2 separate regions of the Homo sapiens genome follow, and region 2 is linked to region 1. A link is a loop called in an ENCODE intact Hi-C map of the cell type or tissue named here. Cell type or tissue: dorsolateral prefrontal cortex. All regions are shown on one strand. Links, peaks and the distances in the headings refer to the core of each region. The heading gives the core; the rest is flanking DNA.

Region 1 (11,920 bases), core at 1,841-9,840:
AGAAATACTGCTCCAAGCCATTTATTGCATGACTTGGAGCAAGGAAAGGCTCTGCAGCACAAGCCAGGCTACGATGCTAGCTGCCCTGTCACTTGGACCATATGACCCAGCAAATCCACGATGCTGGAAGTATTCCCAGTGGAGAGACATGAAGTGTGGAGTCTCTGGCAAGCTGCAATAGGAGAGGTGTGTTATAGATTTCCTAAGGATTTTGGAGCAAGGCTATGCCTTCTGCAGCAGAGAACTATAAACATTTTGAAAAGCAGATCCCAATGTGTTTTGGGTCCTGGTAGAGACAGAGCATCTGACCATTGGATATAATTAATCAAGACATCAGAGATGTTTATCATGAGCTGGGTTTTGTGCCACTCAGGTCATAAATTCAAGCAGGCCAACAGCAATTCATTCTAAGATGGAAGGTGTACAGCTCAGGGATCAGGCATGAGCAGGGCCAGAGGGTAAAAGTAAGCTGCACATGCCTCTTCCTCAGGCCCCCAAGGCTGGCACCTTGTGGCATTAATGACTCTCCTTCACTTCACACCAAAGATTTTCTTGTGACTACTCTAGAATAATCCTAGGCCTAGTTCATTGTGTTGGTGTTAGCCAAAATGGACTGCTGTTTCTACTTAAAGCCCCAGTTAAGGTAGCTCTGAAAGACAGTGGGTAGGGGAAATTCTTGCAGTGGGCAGAGCTTCAAGCCTGTTCATGTACGCCTGCTCACCAACTTAGAAAAGAGGGGAAAAGTATCCAGGCCACACAGAACTGTCTGTCACAGTTGTAGCTGAAATCAGAGGTTGAAGAAGGGGATGCGATGAAATTTCTGATTTGTAAATGTTCGTGTGTGGCCATGGTCAGGCCTGCTGAATATACAGCTTGAAAAGACCTATTGATGCAGGAAGAAATAAAAATAGGGTGGATTGGAAGTGCCACCTTCCCCACTGCACACTCTCTGAGCCTCCCTGGCATGGGATAAATCTACCACTCCAAGCCACTTAATGCCCCACATTAAGACTGTCTTGCCACTGAGTCTTCAAGGTGGCAGCCAGTCATCTCGTAAAAATACTTTGTACAGGAAAGTAGAACAGGCTACAACCTTGCTCACTGCTGCAGCAGATCTGGAGGCTGAAATTGCTGTTCATTGTCTTCCTTCTCTCTATTCTAGATTGTCCTTATTGCAATACATAGGAGTGTATGTATTTCTGTTGCTTGGACTGTATGACTTAGGGTTCCATAAGAATACATATGGAATCTTGGGCAGCAAATGGCTTGGTTGGTCAGTAAGGGGCCTGAAAGGGAAAAGATGAGAAAGGAGACAAGGAGGTCTGGGGAAGACGCATGTGGATGATCCCATGGGAGTGGGCACAAATGCTTCCTAGAGAGCATCCACCATGGGAAGGGTGCCGAACAGCAAGATGGACAATGTGACTCACCCTGTAGAGGCCAGCTTTGTCCCCAGGGCTTGCACAGTAAGCCTATGAATGGAGTAGCCATGGTGACCAGGATGGAGGTGAGGCATGGGCCCACGGAGATAGCTACTGCCACTGCTGACTGGTGATCTGTCAGTGCAGAGACAGGCCCTGTGCCTTTGATCAGCCAGCCACTTGAGGCATCTTGACTACACCAGGGCCCTTCTACCTTGGAAAGGGCAGCAAATCCTTTTTCCTGGTGTTGCTACCTCTGGTGTTAAGCTGAGGGTTTCTGGAGTGCCTGATTTATCTACATATGATGCCTCATCACATCACTGTAGATTAAGAGGCCCATGTTGTGGCAAATTAGGTGCAATAAGGGTTGCATGACCGGGGGTTCACTGATGTGGTTATATACCGCAACTAGGGGAAGCCATGGACCTAATAGAATGATGGGATGGCTTGTTAAAAACTCAGTTTCCCAGAGTCAAACCATAAAGGTAAACAAAAAACAACAACAAAATATATATATATATATATATATATATTTAAAAACTCAGTTAAGGTTCCCAACTCAAGGATGATACACTGGGATTGGCTATTGTCATTCAGGATATAGCTGATACGTGGTACCAGTTGCTGGAACACACAGATTCGGGAATCAAGGGTAGATACAGGATTGGTCCCTCTCACCATCACTCTCAGTGATCCACTAGCACCAAGGTGAAAGAATGTCTAACATTCAGAAAATACACTCAAGAATAGGTCTGAAATCCAGGAGAATGTCTCTTGGTGCCATGGGCCCTTGTAGCAAGCATGGCCTGAAAAAGCGAAGTCACCTGAGGGCTCAGACCCCCAGGGATATCAATAAGTGTCAACCCATCAGGCAAGCAACCTGGAACAGCCCAAATGCTGAAAATGAGGAAAATCCTGAATAGAGGCTGGAGAAGGAAGACAATGAACAGCAACGTCAGCCCCTGGATTTACAGCAGCAGGGAGCAGGGTTGTAGCTCCTTCTGTTAACTTTCTTGTATGAAATCTTTTTGCTAGATGTCTGGCTACCACCTTGAAGACCCAGTAACAGAATGGACTTAATGAATGTGGGGCATGGGTGGATCAGAGTGGTGCAAGCAGGGAGTAGACCACTTTCCATGTCCTGCGTCACATCCCCTTCCTCGGCCTCTGACCAGCTGCAGCTGTGGCAGGCAGTTCTGTGTGAGCTTGGACTCATGCTGACAGCACCCCGATTTCCATCACACGGAGTGCATCATTCAGATTTCTATTTCAGCTCCTCCTCCGAAGTCCCAGGAGTCTGTTTGGCTTGTGTGACTCAAGCAGAGCCCAGAAATTAGGGGAGTTAATGGCCCTGGGACAACCCTCAACAATGGAGGATGGGAGCCGGTAGACATATGCCCCAGCCTCTTTGAGTTGGACAGTTCTGGGAAGCATTCTGTATGTTTTTCAGGAGATCCCAGCGGAATTGAGCCCCCATTGCTCATGGCAGTGACTTTGATGATGGACCTTATATTGGCTTTTCCTCCTCACTCTCACTTTTTCATTCTCCTCAATTCCTCACTTCTATGTCCTGAGATCAACTCCCAGTTAAACCACCTGCATCTAAATCCTTGTCTCAATCTCTGCTCCTAGGAGAATTCAAACTAAGACAGGAAGGAAAAGGTCAAGTTCACTCTGAGCTTGACGTGCTGAAGAGACATCCCGTGGAAATGTGCAGCAGGCAGTGGCCACGTGACTTTTGGAGATGCTGATTTATGTATCAGCATGTGGTGACAGATAAAACCACAGGCTAGAGAAAATGCATTCCTAAGAGGCCAGTGCAGAGGCATCCTTCCAAGGCAGGGGTTCTCAACCACGAGCCATTTTACCCCCCAGTAAATATTTGGCAATGCCCGAGGACATTTTTGGTTGTCACAACGGGAACAGGAACCTGCTACTGGCATCTAATGAGTAGAGGTGAAGGATGCTGCTGAACATCCTACAGTGCACAGGTCAGAACCCCATAACAAAGAATGATCCAGCCCAAAATATCACTAGTGCCGAGGCTGAGAAACCTGTTCTAAGGGCATTGCAAAGTACCATGAGAGTGATGCTGTGAAAGCTGGTTTCACATAGCCAGAGGGGCCAGCAGGCAGTGCTGCAGGGGCCATGGGAAGTAAGAACCAATTATTGCCCATTGAGCTCAGCACCATGGGGCAGAAGCCAGTGCCTTGAAGGCAGTCGATGAAGATGAGTACAGACTCTTTCCAGGAGCTTTGAGGGGAAGGAAAAGAGCAAGTGTTTGGGCTTAGCCAGAAGGAGCTGTAGAGTCAAGGAAGAGTTTTAAAAGATACTGGAATGATAAACATCCTGTATATGCTGATGACAAAGCACCAGTTGGGACACCAGAAAGGGATGACTGATGGAAGAGAGAGAGCCCCGGGACATAATGTGGTACTCAAAGCCAGATGAACTAACTTGGATCAGGTAAGGAAAACCTTCCCTGGAAGCTGGAAGGAGGCAAGGGTGGGCATAGTTATACCTACAGTTGTCAGGGAGGAAGGGTAGACTGTCGAGAGAGTTAACCTGTGAGCCTTTTTTGTTCTTTGCTTGTTTTGCAGGCTATAAGTGCAGAAGTGATAAGGTAGGAGGCCTGGTATTAATACCTCCTTGTTGATTGATTACATATGGTGGTTTACTGCAGTTTGCATTGCTCTGCTTTCCCGAGGGTCTTCTTGGGAAGTTTGTCCTTCTTTCCTGGTGTGTTTTAGAGGTAAACACAGGGCTATCCCAGAAACTCGGGTTTCTCTTGAGATGCCAGCTGAGACTCCCGTCTTCTCTGTGGAAAGCCCTGTGGAAACTCAAAGTTCACTCCAAGATGTTTGTGGACTTCAGGTGTAGGTTCTTGGGGTTACCTCTGCCTCTTGGTTCCTGTGTCTGCATGTGCTCCCTCTGTTCTGCCATGGACTTCAAACTTGGACATGAAACCTTTCTCTTACTCCACAGAACTGCCAGGGCCCAAGCATTTGGGTGTGGGCTGGGTCTACTGTAGATCTTGTAGTACCCTCGTACCATTTTGTGAGCACCTTGCGATCCTCGTTTCTTCACTGCTCCTCATCTGTTTCCCTGCAAATTTCCCCATCTCCAAATCCCTCTTCGACTATTTACCCAGCTGTCCTGAGCTCCCCACCCCGAAACAGGCTTAGCTCAAACTATCATGGTGCACAGTAGATAAGAAAGCCTCCTTTTAGTCGAATTTACGCTCCAATAGAAGGCGGTTATTGTGAAAAATAGTGAAAATGTACTATCTGTAAGGCCACAAATTGAGTAGTTAGGGTTTGGGAACCTCAAAGAGGTCTCAACTGGGAAGGCCCCACTCTTCAAAGACCATAGTCTCATCTGTAAGGAATTAGCTTTGCCAGGGACACTGTAGGGAGTTGAAAGGCACAGCAAAGGTAGAGGCAAATGAAAGGCCCAGGTGGGAAGAGGGTCCCGGCCAACCCTGCCCCCTCTGCTTGTCTCCAGAGGACTGGCCTAGAGGTCCAGAGGCCTGGCTTCTGGAACTTGCTACTCTACTTATCAGCCTATTATCTTAGGCCTTGGTATTCTCATCTGTAAAGTGAGTATAGTGAGGTGGGAACAAAGATTTGGTGATATAGGATATATGCTTACCTGCCTCAGTAGCTACTTGATATGTTTTTGAGATAGGGTCTCATTGTTGCCACCCAGGCTGGAGTGCAGTGGTGCCATCATGGCTCACTGCAACCTCTGCCTCCTGGGCTCAAGTGATCCCCACCACCTCAGCCTCCTGAATAGCTGGGACTACAGGTGCAAACTACCACACTCGGCTATTTAAAACAATTTTTTGGCAGGAGATAAGATCTCACTATATTGCACAGGCTGGTCTCAAACTCCTGGCCACAAGTGATCCTCCTGCTTTGGCCTCCCAAAGTGCCGGGAATACAGGTGTGAGCCACTGTGCGCGGTCAGCTACTTAATATATTTTACACACTATATCCCGTCTTTGATTTTGCAACAAGAGAAAGGCCCAGGCCTTAATATTTCTTGCTTGGATGTTCAGTATCATAAGCTAAATGGTTCTACATGATGAGCTAAATGATTCAACAGCTTCCTTCTTCCATGCTGGCCAGTCAGCCAGCCACAGTGGTCTGGGTGGAGACACAAATCCCTGGGGCCCCTCAGGAGCCTCTGCTCTACCTGAGAAGATGAAATGATTACAGACAAAGCCATCGACCACAGCGGAGACAGTGTGGGACTGATGGCCAGGGAAGAATTTGTTTTGGAAATAAAAATGAATTAACATTTTATTTTATTTATTTGATTATTATTATTATTATTTTGTATTTTGAAACTGGAACTCCCTCTCCACAGCCACGCAGAGCAGAGCCCTCCTGCCCAGGGGCACTTTACCAGGCTCATGATGCAGTCCCGGCAGTGCCCAGCAGAGGCCAACCTAGCTCTTCCCTAGTTCCGTCTCTGGCAGGAGAACGGAGGACTTGCTTGGAGATTTGGAGGCTGTTTCTCTAAGCTAATGTTTTGAAAACTTTGTTGACTATGATTCACAGTCAGACATAGATTTTATATCATGAGCCAGTATAGGCTTATGCACATGGATGTTTTGCTGAACAACACTTACTGTCACTACCTGAGTGTATTCTTGTCTATTTCTGTTCAGGTCTGCCAGATTGGGTCATTTAAAAGATGCTGCTTACACCCACTGGTTGATCTCACAACCCACCAATAGATGGAGACTTGTACTCGGAAACCCACTGGGAGTCTAGACTGGGCATGTGGGTCCGGTGGTGGGGGAGAGCTTTGGGGTCACCTGATAAAGGGCCTCCCAGCACAATGGTTACTCCACCCCTCTGTGTTCAGGTTTCCTTGAGGGTCTCTGAAATGGAATGGTAGTAGCACCTACTTGTAGAGTGCTTGTGAAGATTAAGGGGCCGTTGGTGTGAGGTGCTTAGGACAGTGCTTGCCCCCAGGAGGCGTTCAGTTTCTAACTTTTTCCAGTTAGAAACAAGGATTGCTGTGGAGTGCGCAGCCTGCCTGGGTGTCTCGTGGATTCATTGACCCAACCTCTGTTGACACTGGTTACCAAAGATAACAGAGAAAGCTGTGGCCTGGCCGGGGTAGTGGAGGAGCACACAGACAATTAGAATAGATGTGATAAGGGCTTAGGTGGCGATGACCACCGGGTGCTCTGGGATCATTTGGGCACCTGGAGGACTCCTTAGCTCAGCGGCTCTCCGAATGTGGTCTCTGGACCCACAGCAGTAGCAGTCTCACCTGGGAACTTGCTAGAAATGTATATTTTCGGACCTTAACCGAGATGTATAGAATCAAAGTCTGGGGCCGTGCCCAGCAATCTGTTTTCATCAGCCTTCCTGGTAATTCTGATGCCTGCTCCAATTTCAGAATGACTGCACTGCCTTTTGTTACCAGATTTGTTGCAAGTTACAGTCATCTACGGAGCTTTTGTCTAGGGTGCGCCCTGTACTGATTTAATCGCAATGTCTAGGAGTGGGAGTCAGGCAGCAGGATTTTTACAAAGATTCCCAGGTAATTCCAGTGTGCATTAAAGTAGGGGAACCACTACCCTAACCCAAACCTGGACAGTGGGGCACCAGAGAAAGCTTCGTGGAGGGGTGTCAGATAAGCAGAAACCTTAAATGCAGTTGGGACTTGATAGTGAACATACGTTGGAGGGGAATGTGGAGGGCTAGGAGGCCACTGGTGTCCATAGACATTTCTGAAGAGACTATAATCTAGTGTTAAGAAGCTGGACTACAAGAGTTCAATGTTCCAATGAGCTATGATCATGTCCCTGTACTCTGGGCTGGGTGACAGAGCAAGACGCTGTCTCTAAAAATAAAGAAGCTGGGCTATGGGAATAAGTCACCTGGGTGCGAATCCTGCTCCGCCCTTACCAGCTGTGTGACCACAGACAAGTCACTTAACCTCTCTGTTCCTCTTCCACACGGGGTTTCCGTGAGGATTAAGCACATATAGAAGGCACTGGTGGTATGGGCGTTGTAATCATAAATTGAGCTAAAGGCCCAGCACTAAACCAGAATGTTTTGGGGAGCTTAAGAGTCGCAAGAGATGGCACCAGCCAGATGAGAGGACAAAGCCACAAAAGGCTCTGGACCTAAAGGCACTGGGAAGCCATGGAAAGTGGCATGCATGGGGGAGCCACATGGAGATATGTGTGGATGTGCCAGAGAGCAACAAGGTGGAGGAGAGCAATCAGGGAGGGGCTCGTCCCCAAGAGACGGGGGAGATGTGACAGTGCCTGCCTGCCAGAGAGATGACTGAAGAGCTGAGATGGTGAAATAGGCAGGACTTGGAGACAGATTAGATTAGGTAGGAGTGGGAGAGGAGATGAAGAAATGTCCCTATTTCTGGGCTGGACGAATGAGGTGGTTGTGTCCTGATTTGGGGCACCCTTGCACACCCAGTTCCAGCACCAGGCTCTCTCTGTTCTGTAGACCGAGGCTGGGCCATAGGCATAGTGAGAGGAGCCTGCTGACTCACACTTCCCCCCACCCGACTTCCCAGGAACAATTTGAGTGTTTTGGAGTCATTCGTCATCCCTCGGTTGAAGACAGTGAAGGCCCATCCAGGCAGACTTACTTCTTGTTACTTGAATGTGTCGTGCATGTTCCCACCTCCAGGACTTTGCCCACACCTCCGCCTTTCCTCCCTGTCTACCAGAACCCAGCTGACCATCATCCCCTCCTCCACAACACAACCCTCCTTTAAGGCTCACCGCCTTGAGCCCTCCTGACCTCAGCGATTGTCCTGGAAGTGGGCAGCAGTCATGGATTGCTAGTCAATAGGATGTCAGTCCCTGCACCTGTGGCAACTGAAATATTAAGCTCCTGGAAGCTGAAAAGTGCCTCCCAGGTCTCTGCCCCTCCCAAGATGCCTGGCCTAGTGTTTTGTCAGACAGATGTAGGATGAGGGCCCTGATTGGACTGGGAGGAAAACACAATTCAATTACCAGCCAGGAAGGACTTGTTGAGAATTAGATTATCAGCCCCTGGGGGCTCGGTGGGAGAGAACAAAGGGTGGAAACTTCTCACAGGATTGCCCTCCCTGGGTCTCAGGGCATTGGGTATATCAGTTTCTGTAATGTGGTGCCTCTCCCATCCAGCAAGAGAGGTGGAGACAGCTGGGCTGAGCCCTCTTTGGCCTCTGCCAAATCCCCTCCAGTCAGCTTCTCCCGGTGCCTGGAGGTAGAGGTGAAAGATGACACCAGCACCCACAAGAGGCAGGACCACGGCCAGTGCTCTAGAAAAACCACTTGGCCCCTAAGGACTCCCTTACTGTGTGCCTATGGCCATGTTAGGTGCTGCACAGGACGTGCCAGAAATATTCAGATGGAAGCCTCAGAAATCATAGAAAGCCCCAGAAACAATGCCAGGGTAGAGGAAGTAAGAACTTGGACTTTGGACCCAGATAAACCCAGGTTTGGACCCTGAAATTGTTCACTGTCTAAGGCTCAGTGCAGGAGCCTGAACCTCTCTGAATCAGTTTCTTCATCTGCTAAATGGTCATAATAGCAGCTGTTATTCAAGTGATTAAAACTTTACACACACACATATATATTCAAAAGTATGATACAGTGCTAAGTGATACACGTGATGAAGCATTGTGAAGTCCTTGAGCGTGGTGTCTGGCATAGAGCAAGCTCCCAGTATGTGGCAGCTATTACTACTGCTGTTGTTTCATTCTGGTTCTGAATAATTACCACAATTGCAGGAAGGGAGAGTCCACCGAGTGGTCCTGAATGGCCGGAGAAGGAGACAGGACTTTTAGGATGAGTTCAGAAAGAGAGGAAGGACCAACCAGCCAGAGGGAGCAAAATGTCCCGATTTCCAAAAAGTGAAGAACATGATTCCTGGGATGTAAGCTTAACGACACTCAGTAGCATTCTAGAATTATTAAACAGGTGGTTTGGGAGCACTTTGCGAAGAACTGTGCCCATCCTGGAATTAACTCATTAAAATCATGTCAAATCAAACTCCCAGGGACTTGCGTTATCAAATAATTTTGTTTTCTTTTTCTTTCTTTTCTTCCTTTTTTTTTTTTTTCTTTTTTTGAGATAGGATCTTGCTCTGTCACACAGGCTGGAGTGCAGTGGCACAATCATGGCTCACTGCAGCCTTGCCTTCTTGAGCTCAAGCAATCCTCCAGTGTCAGCCTCCCAAGTAGCTGGAACCATAGGTGCACACCACTATGCCCGGCTAATTTTTTTCTTGTGTGTGTGTGTGCGTGTGTGTGTATTTTGTGTAGAGACAGGGTTTTGCTGTGTTGCCCAGGCTGGTCTCAAACTCCTGGGCTCAGGTGACCCACTTGTCCTCTCAATGTGTTGGGATTACAGGCATGAGCCACCGTGCTCAGCCAATAATTTTTTTTCATTCACGTCACATATTTATTGTCAGCATCATAGGAAATGCAAAGGGTATCATCACAAGGCACTGAACGAAGTCTCCCATGCTCTCTGTGTGGTCATGAGAAAGTGATGTGTGAACAGGGGGATGTCCCGTTAGGCGAAGTCCATGACAGTGGAAGCCAAGGGGCTCTAATCCAGTCACTGGAGGGTCAGAGGAGCACCCTGACCCTCTCTCTGATGGGGAGGGATGGCACATTAGAGAATGTCAGTGGCTCTGGAGGCGCCAGCCATTTAAGAGTGAAAAGCAATAGCAGGACAACAGAGAAGTAACATCATACATGAAATTATTCTTTGTAATAATGGCAGTAATATACATTCATGGTAAGAAATTGGGAAAATACAGAAGATTGTAAAGAAGTAACTAAAAGACACCTACAATTCTAACTGAATGGCATGATTTAATAACACGGCTGACAAGAATTACCGGCAGAGTGGAATTTAGGTAATATAGAAGATGGCAAGGGGTTCAGAATTGTTGAACCTAGAAAAGGGGTCATGCTCTCAGTTTTTGAGGAGTCAACAGGCTGTCAGGAAGAATCTGTAGTCTATCGGGTACCATTCAAGGGGGCATGAGTAGAACACAGAGGCTCAGAGAGGCCAATTTCAGCTCATGGACAATGGGAAGAGCGTTCCAGGAAGAAATTCTCCCTCAGGGGTCAGGCTGCCTTGGGAGGGAGGGGAGTGCCCATTCCTGGGAGTATTCAGTGGAAGCTAGTTCTTGTGTCACTTTCTTCTCTGAATGTTACTGAAGATTCCCTGCCCTTCTCTGGCTCCTTTCAATGCTAAGATTGTATATCTATAGGTGAAGACATGGAGGCAGAAATAAATGTGTTTAGTTATCGCTAAGGGAAATAAACATGATGCAAAACAGTGTGCTCTCAATTTTGTTGGAAGAATATAGTTAAATTCATTGAAAAGAGATGGCAAAGAAGTGAATATTAATGCTTGGACTGTGGGAGATGTTTTCACCTTTGGATTGTTTTGATTTTTCCAACTTTTCTACAGTTGACTTATTTTAAAACCCAGTAATGTATCTGCTACATGTGTGAAGTACTTTCTCTACTGAAACAATAGATTAGGGCAGGGGCAGGAGGGAGTTTTTTTGTAGGTATGTACATAGGGTGGGATGGATTGCAGAGGGCCTTGAAAGTCAGGCAGGACTGTTTAGATTTGAAGGTCACTATAGTGGCAATGAAAATGACTTTATTTGCTAAACCAAACTCAGGACTGATAATCTAACAAACAATAGCATGTTAATGGGGATAAGAGGACAGAATACAGTATTTGAAATTGCAAAACTCTCTGAAAAATCATGTCTTAGCTTGGGTTGCCATAACAGAATACCATAGATTGGGTAGCTTAAATAAAAGAAATTAATTTTCTTACAGTTCTGGAGGCTGGAAAGTCAAGATCAAAGTCCATCAGAGTTCAGGTTCTGGTGAGAGCTCTCCTCCTGGGCTGCAGACGACTACCTTTCCATTTTGTCCCGACTGGTAGAGAGAGGGAACGCCATACTCTCTTCCTTTTCTTATAAGGACACCAATTTCATCATAGGGTCCACACCCTCATGACCCCATCTAAACCTAATTGCCTCTGAAAGTCCCCATCTCTAAATACTATGACCTTGGGGCTTAGGGCTTCAACATATGAATTTCAGGAGGACACACACATTCAGTCCATAACGATCAGTATTACAATTGGGAGCCTCATGGGATTCTTAAGATAGTGACATTCATTTGCTTATTCATTCATTTAGCTTAGTAACATTTATGAAGCCCTAGCTATGTGCTAGACGCTGATGTGCATATGATGTAATTAGGTCTTGTGGGAGCTGAGTATGGGACACCCTGGAAGATGAAAGTTAAATTCATCAGGTCAGTTAGCAGGTCCCTGAAAATCTGGGTGAGGGATCTAAGTCTCAGGAACAGGAGTGGTGAGGATAGGAATTCTGGTGATATTTAAAGAAAGCCTTTGCTTGCTTCGCAGTTGCGCTAAGGGTTCTTTTCATTACCCTGAACAGGGTAGGGTAAACAGTAGG
Region 2 (11,920 bases), core at 2,066-10,065, 340 kb after region 1:
TTGTTTGCATAGAAATTTGCTAATTTAGCCGTCACTCTGGAATGATAACCTAGCTGGTATAGAATTATGGGGTGATATATATCCTTGCTTAGAATAGTGAAGACACTATTCCACGTGCTTATAACCTACATAGGTTGCTGATAGGAATTTGCTATCAATCTAACTATTGTTTTTATAGAAAGTAATCTGCCAAATCTGTTTCCTTTTAAAATATTTCCCTTTGCCTTTAGTTTCACCACAATGTATCTAATTATCTGAAATTCTTGAGGATTTAATCTTATTGTGTGTTGTGTTGATTAATGCTTAGTTATGATGAATTATATATTTGAGTGTTTTGTAGTTTTGGAAAGTGAACACATCTTCAGTATTTTATCTGTGGAAATTTCAGGCAGTCTTGCAAATGCTTTTGCCAAATATCTAAAGGTATTACTGGCATGAAACCAATTTTCTGTACTTGAGGGAGAGGGGGTCCCAAATCACACTTGTAGTGTTAAATCAAACCTCAAGCCCACATGCAGTGCAGGCCTAAGGTATCAATTTCTCAGTATTTTTTTTAAAATTTAGAGCTCTTGCCAAGAAACATTTACTGTACTGATGAGCAAATTTTTTCCTGGTCTATTTTTTCACTGAAGATGCTCCTCTGAACCATCAGGGCTTCTGGCTTTATATTCAGTTTTAATTTCAAATCTCTTGACTCATACAGGGCCAAGGTCTCATTTCCTGACCCCACATGGGTATGAAAGCTCATCCCCTAGATTGTTGAGCATGAAAGCTCTCTCCTTCCAGGAGCCACCACATCTATTCATAGTTAACACTTTGGTTTTGAATTCCCTCTTCATTTCTAGCACTGGCACCTGGAGATTTCTCTTTTTTTTTTTTTCCTTATAAGCTTAGCAATGCATTTTGAATTCTTTAGTATATTGTTACAAAATTCACATGTCTTTGTAGCTTTTCCAACTCCTATGTAATTCTGCTAAATTGGCAGAAGCAGAAGAGAACCACCTGTCTCATTCTTCTGACCTGAACTTCCTCTCAACACCTACAGCTGTGTCTGAGCTCTCAGTTCTTGCTTTCCCTGTGAGGCCAAGTCAAATTGTATTCCCAGCCTCATTCTGTTCTGCCCCAAACTACTGCATTGAATCAGGCCACACCCAGCAACATCCCAAAGTATAATTCAAGATGGGCATGAAGCTTAGGAAGATAGAGTAAGTGAGAATGAGTTTCCTAGAGATGTGAAGCTTGGGAGTGTCCATGGTCTGAGATGCAGGACAATTGCAATCAACCCACACACCAGCCATACTATAATCGGAAAACACATCACACACATAAACTTTACAACACAAAATGAACACCTGCTGCCCAGGACAGGTCACTCCAAACCACATCACAAGAAGTGAGATGCTCAATAGAGGAGCCCAAAGTGGGGCTCAAGCTGCCTTCCTCTGCCAGGATTGTGGGAACCCCATCTACAAAATAGTCCTGGGCTTGGCTTATGAAAAAAATAATTCAAACCCATTACCTGTGTCTCCATACTCTCCAAAAATATTGATGAAGACATCAGCATCTGTCCCTGCACCAATTACATCACCAGTGTATACCTTGACTTCATACTTATTACCTAGGAACAAGGAGAGAGAAAAACCTTAGCTCATCAGGATCCTGAAAAGAGAATAGAGGCCCCAAAGTAGCTACCACACCATCTACACTTACCCCCAGCAATGCATAAATTGTCACCATTACTGTCAATAACAGAGCAAAAAACAAGTCAGTCCACATTGGTTCCAAATGGTCATTGCATGAATTGTCATCATTACTGTCAACAACAGAGCAAAAAACAACTCACTCAACATTAGTTCCAAATGGCCATTGGATGTATGACCATCACTGTATGTGATGAATAAATCAGAGGTAGAGAAGACCTTCTGTTTTTATCTGCTAACATGTTGCCTTGAAACACAGGGATCAGCCCAGACCCAAGGTGCCACCCTGAACCAACCTCCACCATATCTCCCCTGAACTATTGAAATGTCTCTAACTAGGCCCTCTGTATCTCCTCTGCCTTTCCCAGTCTGTTTTCCACATTGCACCATAGCATAAAAATTCACTGGGAAAACTGGATTCTGCAGATGAAAATCAAATTTATCTGTAAATTGTCAAAGCCATAACCAATGCAAAGACAAGAGGCACCAATAGTGGCTGGCATGCTTAGGGCTCTTTCAAAGACCTGTATCTGCTTCCTGTATCTTTGCTCCATTCATTGAACAAAACTTAATCCCCTGTAACCTCCAAATGCCTTAGCTTCAGCCTCAGCCATGGCCTTGATGGGAGACGAAGCTTGGTAAACTTGACATGATGAGACCTGCCCAGGTCTCCCCAGCTGGAGCCTGCCTTAGAGTGAGGAGCAAAGGTCAGGGGTTGGTATTTGTGGTCAAGGGAAGGGGAATCCTCCAGCTTTTCACTGGGTGCCAACAATTCCAAGGGCTGAGACCACTCTCCCTCCCCTTTTCCCTTCTTACAGTGGCTTCATATTTTTTATGTAGCAGAATCCTTTTTTATAGGTGTCTTTTGCCCAATATGTGAAACTGGTAAAAACTAGAGCTGTTCTAATCAAGGTTCAGAGTCCCAGCCCCTCTGCCCACCTGTTCCCTAGTGCCTTCTCTGAGCCCTGTCCCTGGCCCTTAGAGGTTTTTCTCTTCTGTATTCCTCAGCTCCGCTATGTTGCCTGTGACAATGATTTTTGAGTTTTGTCATTTACTGTCTTGTGTTGTTTGCCATTTCCTGCAAGTAAGGCTTCTAATTTCAAGTATTTATAGGAGGGCTGGGAGCAGGACTTCCTTCTCCTAGATAATCTCTCCCACATACCCTAGCACAGTGCTGGGCATGTACATTACAGTCTCATTAAGTACGCTGGAAAATAAATGGAATCAAATTTCCTAAAATTCAAAGTCTCCAGGAAGTTGCTCAGGGCAAAGGACTGAGGTTGGAGAGATGAGGAGAAAACTTAATTTCATCCCTTCTAGAGGTGACACGGTGCAGGATCCTGCAGGAGCCCCACAGAGGACAGCCCACACACAGCCCCTGAAAGTTGGCCTTGAACTGGTGAGAACACTGAGGCAGCAGCGGTCAGTGCCTTCCCTTTCTCTCCTCAATCCTCACTTGAGGAAACCCATCAATGGGGTAGGGAAGAATCCTGCAATTCTTGTCCCTAACTGAGAGCTCCAGGAGGAGCAGCCACTGTCAGACTCCCACACCTCTTGCTTTACAGTGAAGATCCTCTGAGACTGCAGCCAGAACCGGAGGTTTTGGAAGAGGCCAGGTCAGGGAACTCTGAGGTGAGCAGCTTGAAACTGGAGCCACACTCAGGTTACCTGGCAGTAACACCTGGCAGGTGTTAAACGGGCAGATTCCAGGTTTCCCTCCCAGAGCTTCTGAGCCATGTTGTTTGTAAGGACCAGGGAGGCCTCAGCCGTGGCTAGCTAATTCTGCTTTTACCATCTTCCATATTCCAGAGGCCGCCCCCCAGCCTTGATTCTCTCCTCCCTGGCTGGCAGTGCCTCTGAGAACATTCATTTTGGCTCACAACCCTTCCCAACTCCAGTCCAGGGCTCACTTCACAGAGGCAAGACCCCTCTTCAGGGTGGCAAGATGCCTAGGGCCCCTTGTCTGGTGAAGCCAGGGAGGGTGGTGGCCGGGGAATGTTCTGAAGGTTGCATCAGTCCATTGGAAGGGGCAGCAGGGCTCCAGGGGAAACTGCACACAGTGAAGCAGGAGAAAGGATGAGAGGGGCTGGGAAGCATTTGTTGAAGGAGTCGCCAATATTCTGAATCATTCCAGAAGGCAGAATTCTAATTAGCGAGTTGAGTTATAAAGCAGATTTTCACTCACCAAAGGAAAGATTTTGTAGTATCTAAGGCTATTCAACAAAGGAATGGATGCCCTTGGGTTGGGGAGGGAGTTTCCCATCCCTAGAGACACCTGACAGTTAGCATGTGCCAAGCACATTGGTGGAGAGCCACCTGCCAGGGATGCTGCACAGAAAGTGCCATAGGTGAGAGGATGTGGAAACGCTAAAGGTCCTTTTTAATCTGCAATTCCTTGACACTTGACCAAGAAGGACAGACTCTGGAGGGAAGCCAGGAGATCAAGGAGACATCTCAGAAGGAAGGGGAAGCACCCTGAATGAGGAAAAGTGAGGCCTGGGCAGCACGAACGCACACGGGACTTTGGGAACACACAGCATCCATGCTCTGGCAAAGTCTGGAGAAGCAGACCACGAGCCCAAAGTGAGGCAATTTGGGGAGACAGGCCAACTGTCAGAGATCAGGAGACCAGGGCTGGTGGAAAGGAGCTTCTAGGCCTTTCCAGCTGAGGTGGACAAGGGACCCAAGCCAAGAGATCAGGAAGTCAGGTGGACAGAGGTCAGGAGGAAGCTGATTCTAGAACAAGCAGACTGTCTTCTAGCCTCTGCAGAACTTTCTATGGCAGATGGGGCCCTGAGTCCCTATGCAGTTGGCTGGGTGGAGAATAGGATCCCTGTGTGACAGGTGACTGCCAATCACATTGAGAAGGAGACAAGAGCTGCAGCAGGGATGGACAGATACACCTCACGAAACCATTTTTTAGAAGTCCCCATACATGGATGCTGACATTTATTACATTACTCTTTTACCTCCTTTATTTCATATTCCCTCTTCAAGCAGAACCCCAGACTATCTACTTTGCCATTTTCCAAAACAAGGCCCATGGCCCAATGCCGGCCCTGATCTGTGCTTAGGTGCATCTGCCGATGAGAGAACAAGGCTGAGGAAAAGCAGGGCTCCATTCTGTCACTGTTGGCAAACGTCAGCTCAGGGCATCAAGCCTTCCTGTCACACAAGTGCCCCCCAATTTCCTGTGACTAGAGTTTCAGTGAGCACAGACTTGCTGTTCTGGTCTCAAGCAGGTTTTTGCTTGTTGAACTCATCACTTGGATCTCGTAATCTGTGAGAACAAAACGCCCACATATGAGATAGGGCTGCTGCCCTGGCAACTGGGCACTGACCAGAGAGAAAGGTGAAAGACCAATTAAAAAAAAAAATCCCTGCCCAAAGGCCAGCAGGAAGCAGGGAAATAGGGAGAAAGATGATGATAAGAAATAATTCCCATGTGAGCCAAAAGGTCACCTTTCATCTCTGAAAATGACATGGTGGATTCACCTTCCAGGGCAAATAATACTAAATATTCACAAAGGCATTTGCAGCTAACAAGCCACTTGCATATTCTAGATGTCATTTGATCCACACAATGGCCACATGTGATAGGCAGGGCAGGTGCTGTTGACGTTCTCATTTACAGATAAGAAAACTGAAGCTCAGAGGGCAAGGTGGCTCGCCCCAGGACAGGTAGTTGCTAAATGATGCAAGAAGGGCTCAAAGCAAGGTCTCTGGTCTTTGAATCCAGGGCTTTTCCCAGGATACCCCAGGCCTCCCAGACCCTATGCCAGGGTGGGCAAACTTTTTCTGTAAAGCACCAGATAGGAAATATTTTAGGATTTGCAGGCCATTTGGTCTCTGTCACATCAACTGTTCAGCTCTGCTGTTGTGGCATGAAAGCAACAATAGACAATATTACATAAACAAATGGGTATGTGGCTATGCTACAGTAAGACTTTATTTATGGACATTGCCATGTGAATTTCATATAATTTTTATGTGTCCCAAAATATTACTTTTTAAAAAAATTCTTTTCAACTGTTTAAAAAACATAGAAACCATTCTTAGCTCGGGGTCCACACAAAAACAGGTGACAGGCTGGGATTGGGCCACCGGTGAGAGTTAGGATATGTCTTGAACTCTCAGGCACTGTTCTGCCTGTCTCTAGGCAGGGGGTGGTGGGTAGATCTGCTCTCTGTGGCCTGGAATGGGAGCAAAGCTGCCTGGACCAGGGTGGTCAGCTGCTGGCTGCAGGATAATGGCAGCATATCTGGACCATTAGCTAAGCATCTCAAGGCTCTGAAGATTGGGGAAGGAGTCCCCTTTCTCTGTTGCAGTAGAGCATGTCCTATGCCCATTGTGAATGAGCAGGGCCAACTTTCCCTGCCCCTACAATGCCATGTGGCTGGGCTGAGCCTGGCAGTCCACTGATAGAAGAGGCGGCGTGGTCTGGGGTTTCCTAAAGGCAGGGACAGAGGGCAGCACCGCTTCTGCAATCTTAGTCTTAAGCTTTTTGTTCATAGCCTGATTGAGAGTAAGGAGCAGAAATGGAAACAGGTGAAAGTCAAGTTGGAAGAGAGGCTAGCACTGAGTGCACCCCTGTTCCTGATCAAGCTTGGGAGAAACAGGGCTTAGCGATGGATTGTGGAAATCGTCACCCAAGCCAGCTCTAGAGCTGGCCTGTGATTTACCCATTTAGTGTATTATCTGTTGTTCAGTTGTCCCTAGAGTTGATTTCTCTCTGGCCTTTTAGCAGGGCTACCATTAGCCTATATGGAACCTTTGTGCAAATTAGGCAAAAAGAATCCCTTTCTCAAGACATTTTACTGCCATCTGTTGGATAACTGTCATAATAAACACACAAATCTACAAGCTCTCTGATGTGAATTGTGTCTCCTTACATAGTCGCATTTGTGCAGTGTGTGACCTGCACATCTGAGACCAGCAACCCTACCTTTCACATAGTCACCTCCTTCCACTAAAGGTCAGCATGTGCTCAGGGAGGTCAAATTAATTTAAGCATTGATCTGAAGAATATACAATGAGGGTTGTAGACCAGGGATTAAGCTAAACACATGGTACCTTTCAAAGCCAACCAGAATTGAGCTGGGATCCTGTGCAGGTGGGCTTAGCTGCAGCCTAAAGATAGAGTGCCCACTCAAGGCCACAACAGAGGGTTGTCTGTGCCCCCCTTGCCCTGCTCAGTGGATGCACATGCCCTGACATGCCCTGTTTTTCCTCTGCAGGCCCTGTGGCAGGGGCACAAGGCTGCTCCCTCTAAACAGGAAATCCGTCCCTTGCCGGCTGGCCGGAAGCTGCCTGTGTGGGCTTCCAGAAAAGGCAGACACTGGCAGGCCCGAACTGCCTGCCTGCGCCTGGTGCACCAGCCACCCCCACAGCCTCCCCTGCGCTCTGTCTGGAACAGTCAGCACACAGCAGTGACAGAACACATCTCCAGAGAGCCACCCCAGGCCATGCAGAGAGGCAGAGCCATGAGGGGGCCGGGCCCCCTAATTCGGTGCTGCATGCACAGCGGAGCTGGTGAGGCTGCTTGCCACATTCCCGACTACAGAAGTCAAGCATATGCCCCGTAACTAAGCCCCCATCTCATCAAGACCCAGTGCGATCTGAACCTCAGGGAAGCTCACGTGGTCCAGGCTTTCTTAGGAAGCAGAGAATCATGAATGAACTGGTGGAGTTTCTTTTCCTTGCCTTTCGCCCATCCCCAGATCCTGTTTAAATAGAATGTGGCTTTAGCTATTTTAGCAGGTGAGGGTGAGGAGGGGGTTGGAAGGAGAATGATTGGGCCTGATTTTACCCCACCCGCAAGTGAATCTGCAATGGCTCACACCCTGACACCCCTCACTTCCGCTCACTGAGAGCCAAGACGCTAGAAGTGAGATATCACAGGCGCTGCGTAGGAGGAGATGAAAACGGCAAGGGAGAGAGATTCAGCGGGGGCTGCCCTGGGGGTGGGAGATGAGGGGGAATGTTCTCTCCCAGCCAGGGAAGGCCCCCTCACTACTCAAGCCCACACAGATGTGGGGAGGGGTTGGTCCGCAGAACCCAAGGATGGGCAGGGGGGACAATGCCATGTGCCGGTGCCGGAAGCTGGCTCATGGCCACCGACCAATGGATTCCCTCCCAGTCATGTAGACTCCAGTTCTTTCCCCCATGCTACCCCCAAAAGGTTTCCTCTTCCTTCGTCAGGCCTGGACACCCATTGCCTCTCAGCCAGGCTCTCGTCTACTGTCTCTTCCTCATTCTCCAGACTCTTCCACCTCCAGTACATCCAACCCACCCTCCCATCATCACTTTGTACCAGCTCTTCCATGGCCTCTGCGAGATGCTCTCTGCTCCTGGGACCACACACAAGGCACTGGGACGATGGATGACAGGCTTTCTTCCTTTGCTTTCCTCCTGTAACTTCCTTCTTTTCTCCCTTCTCCCTTTCTTCTTCTGTCTTTTCTCCCTCTCACTGTCTTACAAATAGAACTGGAACTTTTCTCCCTAGAATACCCTCCACCTTGCTCTCCTTGCAGACACACTTCTTATTAAAATCATAAGTGCCTCTGATCCTCCGAGAAATTGCAATGGGCCATTCACTTCTATCACATCGTTTAATCCTCACAATGATGGACCCTATGGCTACTAGTGTCACCATTTTTAGTAATGAGGCAATGGAAGCAGGAGCTTAAGAAGCTTGATGGTGTTCACACAATTAGAAAGGGTGCAGCCTAGATTTGGACTCAGGGCATCTGAACAAGAAGGTTCTCTCTTGGCTGTCATTGCCCCCACCCTGCCAGCTTTAGTTCAAACCTCAGGTTCTCTCAAAAGTTCCCACCTGCCAAACCCACACGGCCCCATTCCACAGCTCCCGGTGTGTGCGTTGTTCCTTTAGCAACTAACGTGCTCAAACACAGTCCGTGCATTTGACCTCAGCCAAGCCTTGTTATGCACCAACATGAAAACATCACTTGGTCCTTAAAAGTTGCTCATGGGCAGAAATCAAGAAATAACATTCTACAGCAGTGGCATCCAGTCTTTTGGCTTCCCTGGGCCACACTGGAAGGAGAAGAATTCCCTTGGGCCACACATAAAATACATTAACACTAGCGATAGCTGATGAGCTAAAAAAAAAAAAAAATTGCAAAAAAATCTTATGCTTTAAGAAAGTTTATGAATTTTTGTTGGGCTACATTCAAAGCTGTCCTGGGCCACATGCAGCCTGTGGGTGGTGGGTTGAACAAGCTTGCCCTATACCATTCATCACCCTCAAGTAAATATACAGCTGGTACGTTTTTCTAGGGAACTGTCCAATGTAAGTCTGATACTATCAGGTGTTGAAACATAGGAGGGAGTAGATCAGCTTCCACTCCTTCAGCTTATCCTGCTGGTTCCTTTTCCAGCCACTGCCCAGCCCTGAAGAGCTATTTCTACCTACCCTGCAGTCACTCGTCCTCCTTTGCTTCCTTTCCTGCCTCTCTACGGAAGACCCCTCCCATCCACCTGCACATTTCGATAACCTTGGCTCCATTACTTCCCTTTCCAACCCAGACTCTAGTAGACTGCTAGTATTTATCTTCCCAGAGGGCCAGAACACCAGCACTTCTTGTATACTACTGGAATGTCACCCAGCCTTCCTGGAGGGCAGGTGAGTGATATATGTTAAAAGCCTTAACATTGTGCAAATCCCTTGAACCAACTATTCAAGCCCTATGCATTAGTTTATACTAAGGGAGTAGTTATATTAATTGATCACCTATAAGGATGTCTATCACAGCATTGTTAATACTGACAAAAAATAGGGAACAACCTAAAGATATCCAAAATAGGAGATTTGGGGGGTGACATATATTCTCCCATTCATGGACTACAATGCAGCCACTTAAAATAACAGAAGATGGGCCAGGCACAGTGACTCATGCCTGTAATCCCAACACTTTGGGATTATACTTGAAGTCAGGAGTTTGAAATCAGCCCAGCCAACGTGGTAAAACCCTGTCTCTAATAAAAAACACAAAATTTGCCAGGTGTGGTGGCACATGCCTGTAATCCCAGCTACTTGGGAGGCTGAGGCAGGAGAATCACCTGAACCTGGGAGGCAGAGGTTGCAGTGAGCCAACATCATGCTACTGCACTCCAGCCTGGGCAACAGAGTGAGATGCCATCTCAAAAAATAAATAAATATAAAATAAAATAACAGAAGATGATTTGAGGCTATAATGTAGTATTAAGTGAAACAACATGGTTATAAAATTGAGTTTAATGCAATACCATTTTAATATGTAGGGTTTAATATGTTCATAAACAAAAATTTAAAGAATGGGAAGGAAATTCACCAAAATGTTAACAGGGGTGTCTCCAACACAATTGTACTCAGTACTTAAGTTCAAGCCTCTGTGTTTGCTCCTAGCTTCATCCTTATAGACAAATGATTTCACCTCCCCCTTCCTCAGTCTCCTTCATCTATTAGATGGGGGTAACAATAAACCTCCCTTGCAGCGTTGTGAAAATTAAATGGATGTTTAGATAGATAGGTGGATGGATAGATTAGATTAAGATTAATAGTTTGTTGAGAATGATGACAGCCATTGAGTAAGTGCTGCATAAAAATCAGCTATTGTCATCTTTGAGTGATTGGATTATGGAAGATTTTCTTATTCTTCTGTTGCTTATTTGTACTTTTGAATTTTTACAATGGCCATATTTTTTCTGTGATTGAAAACTGAAGTCACCTAATGTCAATACTTGAGTAGGTCATGTCTTCTGTATTTCAGAAGAAACAGTCGAAAGTTCCTGCCAATTTATTATAACCTCAAGCTGGCTTTGTCACACAAATGCCTTGAGCCAGTCTGAGTGGCTGTGAGGCTGGAGGGAAGATTGAGAACCAGATGGCCAGTGAGAGAGAATAGACACAAGGGCCACCAGCAGAGACCCAGCCCCAGGCAGGTGGGAACACTTTCTCTGACTCTCACTGGGCTCACACTGGCCAACACCTGTGGCTAAAGGGAGGGTTCCAGCAGGAAGCCATTGGTGCTGCAATGGAATGGACACTGACAGCTGGATCAGGGCCAAGACAGTGTCTGTGTCATCAGTTCAGATTTTCGTGTGTACAAAATGCAACATGGAGAAAGTGCTATTTCCACAAACAGAAAAAAAAAGGCTATTTTAAACACCTATTTAAAGATAAAAATAACCAAGTTTGAAGCAAATACACAATTCCATGCATTCTCCAAACATTCTGGCTGCTGGGTTGAAAGAGAATGTGGCTGGTGGTGGTTCTGGGAGGGTGGAGGCCACAGTGAAAATATGAGGTGGAGGATCCATTCCCAGGTGTGTGAGTGACACTGAGCCATCAGAGCTCATTTCCCCAAGTGCCCTCATTTCATTTCAAATCCTAGAAAACTCCTCACCCATGAAGACTCAGTTTGAGCATCACCTCCTCTATAAAGGCCTCCTGATTCCTTCTTCCTCTATGCTCCCATTGGCCTGGGCGCCATACCCCACTTAGAATATTCTATCCCTTTGCACTGTGATTATCTACTGGCTTGACTCTCTCCCGTCTAGACTCTAAGCTCCTAGAGAGAAGGGCCTGTATGTAATCACCCTGAGCGCAGGCTCTGGTGCATAGAAGGCTCCCCGCAAAATGCCCATTGAATCACTGAATGAATGTGCTTAACAGGAGGAATGATGGAGGAGCATGAGCTGGCACCAAAAGCCCAAGACTGCAGCTCTGCCCTACAGTTATGCTGTGTGACCAAGAGCAAGGGGCTTAATTTCCCTGGGCTTCCATTTTCTCCTCTCTGAAATGGAGGAAGAGTAGATAAAGTCCCTTTTGGTCCTTAAATTCTCTGATGTGCCACAACAGGGCCTCACTTAGAGTGGTTCTCTTCTTCCCCCTCTTTCCGGAGATGATTTTCTGCAGTGCTAGGTGGGAGCAGATGGGGTGGGCGGGGAGCTGCTGTGAGCTTCAGTGGAGGAAAGTGCTGCAGGGCTGGCCCAGCCCTCCCTACCCTGGAGTCCTTGCCCCCACCTGGGAATTCTTCCATGGAGTTCAAAGGAACAATGACTCCCAAGCAGCACCCACAGCAAATAGGCTCAGAGAGCCCTGGAGAGTGCTCCGTGAAGGAAAATGACAAAGCGTCGGGAAAAGAGGCTTTCCCTGCTGGCTTTAACAGCAGTCAAGGTGATGAGCCTATTCCCAGTTGTCTGCTTGAACCTGCCTG

Evidence for each region. A loop is a pair of places that touch in the nucleus more often than their neighbours do. Peaks named below come from ENCODE experiments on the same cell type or tissue, not always from the same donor. Only the 100,000 strongest peaks of a DNase experiment are listed, where the experiment ranks them.
Region 2: a loop joins it to region 1, with 15 times the contacts of the local background. A loop is called at or near these places in 12 of 110 quality-filtered maps.

What each region holds. Positions count from the first base shown.
Region 1 is chr18:46,275,484-46,287,403 of GRCh38, forward strand. No RefSeq gene overlaps it. Among named protein-coding and RNA genes, the nearest start is that of ARK2C, 53 kb to the right of the region's middle. In dorsolateral prefrontal cortex, for the core only: CTCF peaks have their summits at 5,871 (motif pointing right) and 6,075; DNase peaks (open chromatin) are centred at 5,848 and 7,989.
Region 2 is chr18:46,616,673-46,628,592 of GRCh38, forward strand. LOXHD1 (lipoxygenase homology PLAT domains 1) reads right to left here. Exons shown (of 41, transcript NM_001384474.1): 5 at 1,520-1,618. Among named protein-coding and RNA genes, the nearest start is that of LOXHD1, 35 kb to the right of the region's middle. In dorsolateral prefrontal cortex, for the core only: a CTCF peak has its summit at 6,520 (motif pointing left); DNase peaks (open chromatin) are centred at 7,079 and 7,639; H3K27ac peaks cover 1,137 bases.